Linked DNA regions of Homo sapiens: region 2 is linked to region 1. The links are chromatin loops, found by intact Hi-C in ENCODE. Cell type or tissue: K562. All regions are shown on one strand. Links, peaks and the distances in the headings refer to the core of each region. The heading gives the core; the rest is flanking DNA.

Region 1 (5,384 bases), core at 319-5,318:
CATCAACAAGCAGGCCAGCTGCCCCATCTCAACCCAGATGTGAAAATAAGGACTGCCATTAATCTGTCAAGGAAGACTTGACTGCATGTCTCTCTGGGGCAAAGCAGACCTGCCCTTTTATTTCTTCTTTTATGCCTTGTGGGGGTCCAGAGTTATTTCAAGCTGCTTTGCCTTTTTAAAAGCCCCACCCCATTCTAGGAGCCCCAAAAGGCAAGTCGCTGGCTTTAGAGGGCAGCCCTTGTTCTGTCAAAGCCGGCACTCTAAGAGGAGAGAGCAGTGGGGCAGGGACAAGGGTCTCAGAGTCTCAGCTGTCCTGAATAAGTTTCATCAATGAGTGGCCCTGGGTTAGCTGCCAGTTCTCCCTCATGCATTTTATTTGTTGAGGAGCCATGGGCAGGGCTTGCTTGGGGAAGGGTTGCTTTGGGCTATAGGTTTATTTTTATTTTAAATTTATTTTTAGAGACAGGGTCTCACTCTGTCATCCAGGTTAGAGTGCAATGGCACACTCCTGGGCTCAGATGATTCTCCCACCTTAGCCTCCTGAGTATCCAGGACTATAGGTGCATGCCACCACGCCTGGTGAGTTAAAAAAAAATTTATTTTTGTAAAGGCAGGGTCTTGCTACGTTGCTCAGGCTGGTCTCAAACTCCTGGCCTCCAGCAATCCTCCTGCCTCGGCCTTCTGAAGCACTGGGATGCCATGACTTGTTGTTTTCTTCAAGCTTCCTGTCCTGCTGTCTCCTCATTCAGGATTTCCTGAGACTTTCTGTCCTATGTTGACTCCCCTTCTTGTTTTCCCAGTTATGTTTTCATTTCTCAAAAAAAATAAATCATTTCAGAGCGTTTAATGGGACTTTGGAAGTCAGGAAAAGTAAATAGAACACTCATTTCTCTGTCTTGAACTAGAAGCCAATAATTTCTCAAGGATTCAGCATCATAAAAAGTGGGCCATGAAATCTCTTCTCCCTCCCCTACCCTTCCGCCTCCCCTTCGGCGCCCTCTCTACTTCCATACTCTCAGCACCCAGGCAAACTGCAAGTCAACAAAGTCTATTAAAATAAAAGAGGCTGGGTGCGGCGGCTCATGCCTGTAATCCCAGCACTTTGGGAGGCCAAGGCGGGCAGATAACTTGAGGTCAGGAGTTTGAGACCAGCCTGGCCAACATGGTGAAACCTTGTCTCTACTAATAATACAAAAATTAGCCGGGCATGGTGGCAGGCGCCTGTAATCCCAGCTACATGGAAGACCAAGGCAGGAGAATCACTTGAACCTAGGAGGTGGAGTTTGCAGTGAGCTGAGATCACAGCACTGCACTCTAGCCTGGGCAAAAGAGTGAGACTCTGTCTCAAAAAAAGGAAAAAAAAAAAAAAAGAAAGAAAAGGAAAACAGAATAGCAGTTATCTTCATGACGCTCATTCTCTCACTTTTTCATGGATACAAAAAACATTTACTGAGTCCTCGGTGTTCAGCATTACTATAGGCATCAAAAATGAAAAACTCTGTAAGTCTCTAACTTCCTGGGAGCCCAAAGACCAGTAGCAAAGAAACAGGCAAACAACAGGCAATGGGATAAGTGTACGATGAGTGTTATGTACCCCTTGCAAGGGGAGATGCGGGCTGGGGGTGGGCGCAACTCTGACTTAGGACGATGGCAGTGGGGTCTGCTGCGAGGGTGGAGAGGGGAAGCTTTGCCACGGGGAACAGGTACCAGCTCAGCCTCAAAATCTAAACAAGACTGTGTCACACTGACAAGGGGGAAGGACGCTTTCTGATTGCATAACATGTACGAAGGCAGTTTCGTGATATAACAAGTCCAGGGAAGTTCTGGATTTCCAGAGCTCAAATGTCTAAAAAGGTAGCGGGAGCAGGAAGTCCTTGAGTGCCCATGGGAGCCACACTAAAGAGTTAGCACGTGGTCACTGAGGCAAAGTGTTGCCCACAGTGTGCAATGAAGACTATTTTAATGAATACATGGGCATTTAAAAAAAGTAATGTTGAGTTTATTATGCACGTTAGAAATATGAACCAACACATTAAATCCATGATTCTGCCAATATTAACACTTAAGACAAGGCTAGTAGGTGATGCTGTTGGAATCCACCCCGGGCAGGCCAACCTACAGATAAGAGCTCAGACATGCTCATAAATGTTTCAAGCCTTCAGTGACCCCCACACTTAGAGAAATGAGAAAAAGAATGCACCAGTAATACTAAGGAACTTGAACTAAGAAAGGAAAAAGTAGGCCAGGAACAGTGCCTCACACGTGTAATCCCAGCACTTTGGGAGGCTGAGGTGGGAGGATCTCTTGAGCCCAGGAGTTTAAGGCTGCAGTGAACTATGATCATGCCACTGCACCCTAGCCTGGGTGAGAGAGCAAGACCCTGTCTCAAAAAAAAAAAAAAAATTAAAAAAGGAAAAGTAATAGTGGTATGGGTAATCTCTCTTTCCACTCCTGAAGTTATTACTCACTGTCTTTGTGTTAAGGTTTGAGGGATGTGGAGCTGATCTTGACCACAAGAGGCAGTAACACACAAGAAGCATTATTGAGTGGTGCTTAAGGTTGCAGGTGAAGGAAGTCCATCACAGAAGGGGGTCACAGCATGGGGACCACCACCCAGAAAGGGAGGAGCACAAGGTAACTTCCAGGGGTGAGGAGGATCAGAGAGGGAGCTTTCGTGTCTGGGTGATGTTGCTCAGCAGCATGGCATGGAGTCTCTGGGTCAGGGAGCTCTGAAAAGCACTAACAGCTTGAGGTCTTACACCCGCAAAGCTCTGTCTTACCAATAGCAGCACACCAGAATGCAGTTTCAAAGGATACATAAAGCATGCAGGCTCTAAATGCTAACAGTTTGCTCGTTTGGGCTATATTTCAAATAGTTGGATGTGTAAAGATTTGAGTTTGGCACCAGTGGGCTTTGAGCTAACAAGTTTTAGCCTTCAGTGAAGAAATATACAACTGAGGGGCCAATACGCAGAGACCATCTTTGGCTCATTTATATAACAGCATTTGTTCTGTTGAGTTTCAGAATCCTGTAGTTTCTGAATATGATTTAGAGCAATGGGTTTAAGTGAAAAAAAATCACATTCCAACAAAACAATTTGGTGCTCCTTTGAAGCTGTATTTCTTTTCATTTAGTACAATTCAAAATAAACCCAAACATTTAAATTTTATTTGGCTTCAAAACAATTTTCATTTAGTTTAAACTAAAAAGCCAGTCTGGGAGTTAAGAGCACACAGATTAGGGTTAGAAAGATCTGAATCCAACATCTAGTGTTACAACCTACGTAACCTCTATACACATCAGTGTTCTTTTATGTAAAATAAGGATAATCCCTCATCACTATCACAGGATTAAATGAGATGATGCAGGTGAAATAGGACGTGAGACTCTTCTGACCTCAGTGTCCACTGTACAGTGGAAATCGGAATACCCACATGAATGGGAGACAAACCAAGCCTCCACCCCCACCACCCAGTGCAGAATTCTCCGTTTGAACACAGGAGTCATTTATCAGTGACTCTTAACTCTCCTCTCCCATTTAGAGAACAAGGATTAAAATGTGGAAGATAATTTTGCAGGAAGTTTGTGGAAGAAACTTCTTTGGCGAGGGTGGCTACAGAGCTGAGTGTCCACTCCAGCTCTTTGTGGGGAGGGGCGAAAGTGTTAATTTCTAGCCCCAACTTTATGGGTGGTGGGGATGGGGGACTCGTTTCCATGGAATTGTGTGGACAACTTTGCAGAAGACCGCACATCTCTGCAGTGTTTTATTACACGATGCCGTTACATTAGTTTTATACCCAGCTGGTTGATATGGTATAGATGTTTGTCCGTATCCAAGTCTGATGTTGAAATGTGATCCCCAAGGTTGAAAGTGGGGCATAGTAGCAGGTGTTTGGGTCATGGGGACAGATCCCTCATGAATGGCTTGGTGCTGTGTTCGAGGTAATGAGTAAGTTCTAACTCTATTAGTTCATGTAAGAGCTGGTTGCTAAAAGAGCCTGGCATCTCTCTTGCTCCCTCTCCCACCACGTGACATACCTGCTTCCCCTGTGCCTTCTGCCATGAGTAAAAGCTTCCTAAGGCCTCACCAGAAGCCAAGCAGATGTTGGTGCCATGCTTGTACAGTCTGCAGAACTGTGAGCCAAATAAACCTCTTTTCTTTACAAATTACCCAGTCTCAGATGTTCCTTTATAGCAATGCAAAATGACCTAATATACTGGTTATTTATTTCAAATGACGTGTTTTAAGTTTTAATTACAAACATAAATCGACATACATACAGTACCAAAAAACCTTTTGTTGTTTCCAGTAATGAAGTGACAACAACTATACCTCTATAGGTGATTCTGGATTGCCTATATTAACAGATGGAAGGAAAAACTTGGCCTAAAGAAATGGAAACAAGCCACAGCTTAAAATTTACCCTCAACCGTTAACTTTATTCATCTTTCAACAAAACAAACTAGTAGCAAGTTCCTCAGGTAGACTGCAAGATCCTTGAGCTTAAAGGTCTTTTGCAGGGACTCAACTGCAGGTACTGAACTGCAAGACTTCATACCCTTTGCTATTGTTTTATGCCTCATGTCTTAAATGGTGCCTGGAACATAGTAGATGCTCAATAAGTATTTTCCAAAGATTGAATAATATTTACAAGTTTCCTCAAAAACTGCATAACAGTCTCTCCAGAGTTTCTTTGGCTCCTTTTAGGCTGCATCATTCACCAGGGTGCAAATCAGAGACACATGCTGTAGGAACCTAGTGCTGCAATGCTACTTAATACATTGCTCATGTCCCTAATGTAGGGTGTGGGGACATACTTTGTCCTTGATAGTTTCTCCTTCCACCAAGATCCCAAGATCAAGGAGTTGCTCTATTCACAGCTACCCTGATTCCATTTTAATGTTAACCTTGTACTCTGGCTCCTTCTCATTAGCTGTTTTCTGGGTGTGTTTTCTCTCTCTCTCTCTCGGGTTTATTGTATATATTTATTTATTGTATATATTTTTTCTCTCTTGGGTTTATTGTTTATATTTTTGCCTTTCCTTTATGACATTGTAATTGCGTTAGTCTGTTTTGTATTGCTATAAAGGAATACCGGTGGCTAGGTAATTTATAAAGAGAAGAGGTGTAATTGGCTCATGGTTCTGCAGGCTATACAAGCAGCATGGTACCAGCATCTGCCCGGGTTCTGATGAGACCTCAGGAAGCTTTTACTCACCACGGAAGGTGAAGGTGAGCAGGTGTGTCACATGGTGAGAGAGTGAGCAAGAGAGATGCCAGGCTTTTTTAAATAGTCCGCTTTCTCATGAACTGAGTGAGCACTCATTCATCACCAAGAAAATGGCACAAGCCATTCATAAGGGATCTGCTTTCATGATCTAA
Region 2 (5,384 bases), core at 331-5,330, 110 kb after region 1:
TAAAAGTCATTCGGTGAAACCCAATTTAGGGACACCTCATCTGGCATGTACAAACACATTGCAAAACAAAAACAAAAACAAAAACAAATTAGTGATAACATACCCCTCAATCCATATATGTGATGTATTTTTCCTTCACTCTTTATTCTACAACTATATTTACAGTAAACATTTAGTCTTCAAACTGTTTCAATCTAGATTTGTTAAATCTTTTAAAACTAAAGATAATATATAACCTACTTTGAATTATCACCAATAGACTCAAACAGGGCAACAACCTCTTTAAGGAAAACAAGCTACTTGCATCAAAATGAGAATACTTTCTACTCTTCTGGAAAAATATCTAGATGGCAACATTCTATGTACAATAGGTAATTTATTTGTGGTTTTATTTCAAAAACTTAGAATATTTGTTTGAAATATATAATTCTCATCATTGGTAGTTTGGCACATAAAACTCTTCTAAAAATATAGGTTAGACATATACAATGAAGACTGAGGAAGGACAGGATTTTAGTGAAAAGTTGCAATAATTTATAAATTGTGCTAATACAATTAAACGGAGTATAAATCTTCAGAAATTTTAACTTGATTTTCAAAACACTGGAAGTTTAATCAAGAATCACGAGTACTTCTTGCCCTATGTGCACTCCATCTCTGTTTTGCCAAAATCCACATAATCAAAATTTTTTATGATTTTCCTTAAGACTATTTTATCGAGATCAAAAACTAAGTAAGTACACTTGAGCTTCAAGTCTAAAACACAAAACTTGTGCGCTGCATCATTTTACCTTGACTCAGCCAATCAGAATCCAATGTTGCCTGGGAAACCCTCTCACGCTTATTACAATAACAATTCTGTTGCTTGATTTTTAAAGCAATAAATACATACTCAGAAATTATTTATATATATATGTATGTGTATATATATATTTTTTTGTTTTGAGACGGAGTCTCGCTCTGTTGTTCAGGCTGCAGTGCAGTGGTGCAATCTTGACTCACTGCAACCTTCGCCTCCTGGGTTCAAGTGATTCTCCTGCCTCAGCCTCCTGAGTATCTGAGATTATAGGTGCGTGCCACCACGCCCAGCTAATTTTTCTATTTTTAGTAGAGATAGGGTTTCACCAGTGCAAAAACTTATCATCCTGGTTTCTTTTCCCTGATCAGTATGAGAAGGCACAAAGGAATAAAGAGAACTGCTTCACTTTCATACTGTTCTCATATTCATTTCTTATGTGCCAAGAACTTTGGTAATATAAAGAAAGACAAAGAGGAAAAAACATATCCTCTGCTTTTTCTGTATATCCTGCACACCATACATTTCATTACACACCAATGTGTTTGTCAGATTCAACTGCATTGTTATTTTTTATCTTCCTTGGTATACGCAAGAAAAATGGAAACAAAACTTAATGGAAAACAGAAAACTGTAATAAATGACAAAAGCAGATACTACGTTGGCTACATTCTCTGACTACACCATGATATAACCATAAATTCGTAAAATTAACTTTGGAAAAAACAACCACTTGAAAAAGGTTAAATATTAAGTCTCTCCTAAATAACTTCTAAGTCAAAAAGCAAGCAACAAATACAGACTATTTAGAAAATAATGTAAAGAGGAGTAACTAGGTGTATTAGTCCGTTCTCACACTGCTGTAAATATACTACCCGAGACTGAGTAATTTATAAGGAAAGGAGGTTTAATTGACTCACAGTTCTGCATGGCTGGGAAGGCCTCAGGAAACTACAAGCATGGCTGAAGGAGGAGAAGCAAGCACCTTCCTCACAGGGCAGCAGGACCTAGAGAAAGAGCAAGGACGAGGGGAACTGCCAGATGCTTTTAAACCGTCAGATCTCGTGAGAACTCACTCACCATCACGAGAACTGCATGAGGGAAATCCACCCCCATGATCCAATCACCTCCTACCAGTCCCTGCCTCAACAGTTGGGATTACAATTCAAGGTGAGATTTAGGTGGACACAGCCAAACCATGTAACTGCATAGCAAAATCTCTGTCGTTTAAATATAAATCTTAATGACTTTGCTGTTTTTTAAAAAATTAAAGTATACAAAGCAAATGTGTAACAAAAAAGAAAAAAACAACAACAATGACCTAAAAAGACAGGAAGAAATAATACATATAAAAGGAAAAATAATAAGAAAAGAAACCACTCCTAGGAGACTTGTGCCATGGATACTATGGCCCCTCACCCAGTCCCCCTTCAGGTTCAAGGCTGTTGCTGGGAGTAATTATTGGCTGTTGATGGCTCACAGCTGAATCCATTTTCTGGAATTGACCTTGGTTAAAGGAAGTTGCCTCAATACATTTATGTCTCTTCTTCAAGGGTAGCCCACAATCCAATGACTGAATTCAATGCAGCGATTCAAAGACCCAGCCCTGGTGCCTTGGATTGGTACATCTCTGAATGCTCTTTCAGCCTCAATGCTCCCCCTGGAGCCAGCTGAGGCTACTGATGCAGCTGCATTTCAGTTTGGCTTTTTCCTCTGCTCAGTACTATTTTCTCCCTGGCTTCCTCAAAGGAGTTGTTTCTGAGAGCACTCTTCAATAAACTGTACATGCAAATCTCAGAGTCTCCGGGCATCTGACCTGCAGCAGCTAGTGCTGGAAGTGATCCTAGGAAAGTGGCTTTAAAATGAGACCGCAGGCACAGCCAGATCACCCACTGGCAGGCAGGTACTGAAGACCCATCACTGGGGATAGATGGAGCATGGATACCTCTGGCATGAGACAGTGGTGCAAGTATTAAAACATTCCCGGTGTGAGCTGGCGTTGGATACCAGTAAAAGGGAATGCACTGGCAGGTGCAGTATCAGGATTTTGAGAGCTAGAGAAAGTGGTAATTACAAGGATTAGGGAATTGGCTGCTGCTGACAACAGTGGATGCCCTAGAGGAAGACAACAAAAGGCTGAGGTTAATTAATCACCAATTAAAGGCAAGCAGCAAAGTCAGACAGCCTCTTCCACACCATATAAAGAGATTCTCATCTTCTATGAGCCAACACCAAAAGAGGCTAAGAATCAAGCCCGAGCCTCAACAATAAGAGTAACAGAGCTTCGGAAGAGGTTGAATGAGGAGAGGGCCTTGTTGGGAAGAAGTTGACCTTAAGGCATGGCATGGTGGCATCCTGAATTCCCACATTCTCCCAGACTCTGGGCCTATAGAAGTGGCCCACTTCATCCTGTTAAAGACCAGCACTGCTCGCTCACTTGAAGATGATGCAGTCATCTGCCTTGCAAGGCCACAGGCATTCCTTTCAGATCCACTTCTACCTCCTGTTTGAGCCATCAGATAAATGAGTAGGGTTGAGTCATAACATGAGCCAGCCTGCTGAAAGAGGGAAGAGTTGATGCTCTCAAAAGGAGATGTAGGACTGAGCTGACATATACCATCACAAACCAAGACAGGATATTTGGTGTTGGATCAAAGTGAGTAGAAGATAAGGCTGGATAAAGGAGGGTCAATCAAGACAGAGCATTGTCCTGTGAAACAGGATTTAACCCTGACAAGCAACCTAGGAGTTGGTGACAACACACTACAAGATCTTAGAAGCTTGTAGAAAACATGGCCACATTATGTGAGAGAAAGTGCTGGAACTTCCATGGCAGACAGGAAAATAAAGGATCAAAAGGTTAGGAAAATGTTCTAGAGTGAATATACCCTGTTGAGTGCCAGAAAACCCACTCACCAATGACAGACTGTGGGAGGGGCCAGAGGACACTGTTTAATAAAGCAATAAAGTCATCGGGATGAGGGGCACCAGCATCTCTGTGAAGGTCAGTGTGGCTGTCCCCTGTGGCCTTGGGCTGATATTGGTGATACTAGTACAGAACTGGGCTCCCTGATAACAATGGGGATGATAGTGTCCTGCAGTGATAAGGGCAGATTGTGGGCTATTATTCTAATGGCTGGCAAGTTTGGATTGAAAGAGGGAGAGGTGTCTGACTCACAGAGATGTGAAGCTGGTTAATGGAACATAGCATCTGTAGGGACATCTTGGATGAGCAGCCAATAAGCATATTACTCAAATTATACAATCAGGATAAATCGAGGCCAAGAGGGGTGGCTCGCACCTGTAATCCCAACACTTTGGGAGGCCGAGGCAGGAGGATTGTTTCAAGATCAGCCCAGGAAATGTAGTAAGACCCCCCGCATCCCTATAGAAAATTTAAAAATTATCCAGGCATGGTGGCATGCATCTGTACTCCAAGCTACTTGGGAGGCTGAGGTAGGAAGATCACTTGAGCCCAGGAGTTTGAGACTGCCACGAGCCATGACGATGCACGCCACTGAACTTCAGCCTGGCAAAGAAAAGAAAAGAAAAGAAATCAACCACGGATCTTCAGGAGATTGAGACCAATCAACCCAATAAAAATGACCATATTCTGCCTCATTTCTGGATCCGAGCCACTACTCCGGCTAGGAACTCGTTAACTGAAGGATAGACCAGGTCCCAGGAAGAATTCTATCACCCACAGCAAGTACATATGATAGATTCCCCCAGTCCTTTTTCCAAAGGGACATATAGCCATTTGTGTGGGTGAACTGGGGGAATAGGAATTCCTGACTTTTCAAGGGTTTGAATTCACATTGATACTAAAGGATCCAAAGCGTCATCACATCCCCATTTGCCATAGTTAGAGTGGGCACATTCCACAAGCCAGGTAATAAATGCAGTCCTGGGTTCAACACCAGCTTGGGCAACGTAGGGAGTCCTCGACTCTACAAAAAATTTAAAAAATAGCTGGGCATGGTGGCACACACCTGTGGTCTCAGCTACTTAGGAGGCTGAGGTGGGAAGATCGCTTGACCTCAGGAGGTTAAGGCTGCAGTGAATTATGATCGTGCCACTGCTCTCCAGCCTGGGCGACAAAGCAAGACCCGATCTCAAACCAAATAATAAAAAATTTGAAAAATTTTAAAAACCAAGACATATGATAAAAAATGGTTGTTGTTTTTACTCACTGAGTTTTATAGTGGTTTATTATGCAACAACAGATAATAAGACAGAACTTGGTATTTGGAAATGGTGTCTGCCTTAAGAAAAACTTGCAGCCTTACCTTGGGACCAGGTGGTAAGCAGGAGATGGAAGTCCTTAAAGAGCCCATTACTGAAGGCTTAAAAGACAGTAACGAAATAGCTATTGGAGTCTGAAGGAAAGGGGACATATTATAATTTATTAACAGGAGGTACAAACCCCACGAAGACAGTGGTGAAACTGTCATCTGCAGGAACGCGGAAAACAGAAAACGTACATAAGGAACTGATAGTTCTGGCTGAGGATATTTATAGGCACACTGTTGAAAGTACTAATTGTTTTTATTTTGCTTTGTTTTGTTTTTAGCTGCCTATGAAAAGT

The links. Peaks named below come from ENCODE experiments on the same cell type or tissue, not always from the same donor. Only the 100,000 strongest peaks of a DNase experiment are listed, where the experiment ranks them.
Region 2: a loop joins it to region 1, with 2.1 times the contacts of the local background. A loop is called at or near these places in 1 of 110 quality-filtered maps.

What each region holds. Positions count from the first base shown.
Region 1 is chr10:22,101,348-22,106,731 of GRCh38, forward strand. No RefSeq gene overlaps it. Among named protein-coding and RNA genes, the nearest start is that of DNAJC1, 100 kb to the left of the region's middle. In K562, for the core only: a CTCF peak has its summit at 2,512; a DNase peak (open chromatin) is centred at 2,504.
Region 2 is chr10:22,216,200-22,221,583 of GRCh38, forward strand. EBLN1 (endogenous Bornavirus like nucleoprotein 1) reads right to left here and starts at 1,816. Exons shown (of 3, transcript NM_001394757.1): 1 at 1,717-1,816. In K562, for the core only: a CTCF peak has its summit at 2,451; DNase peaks (open chromatin) are centred at 2,452 and 3,272.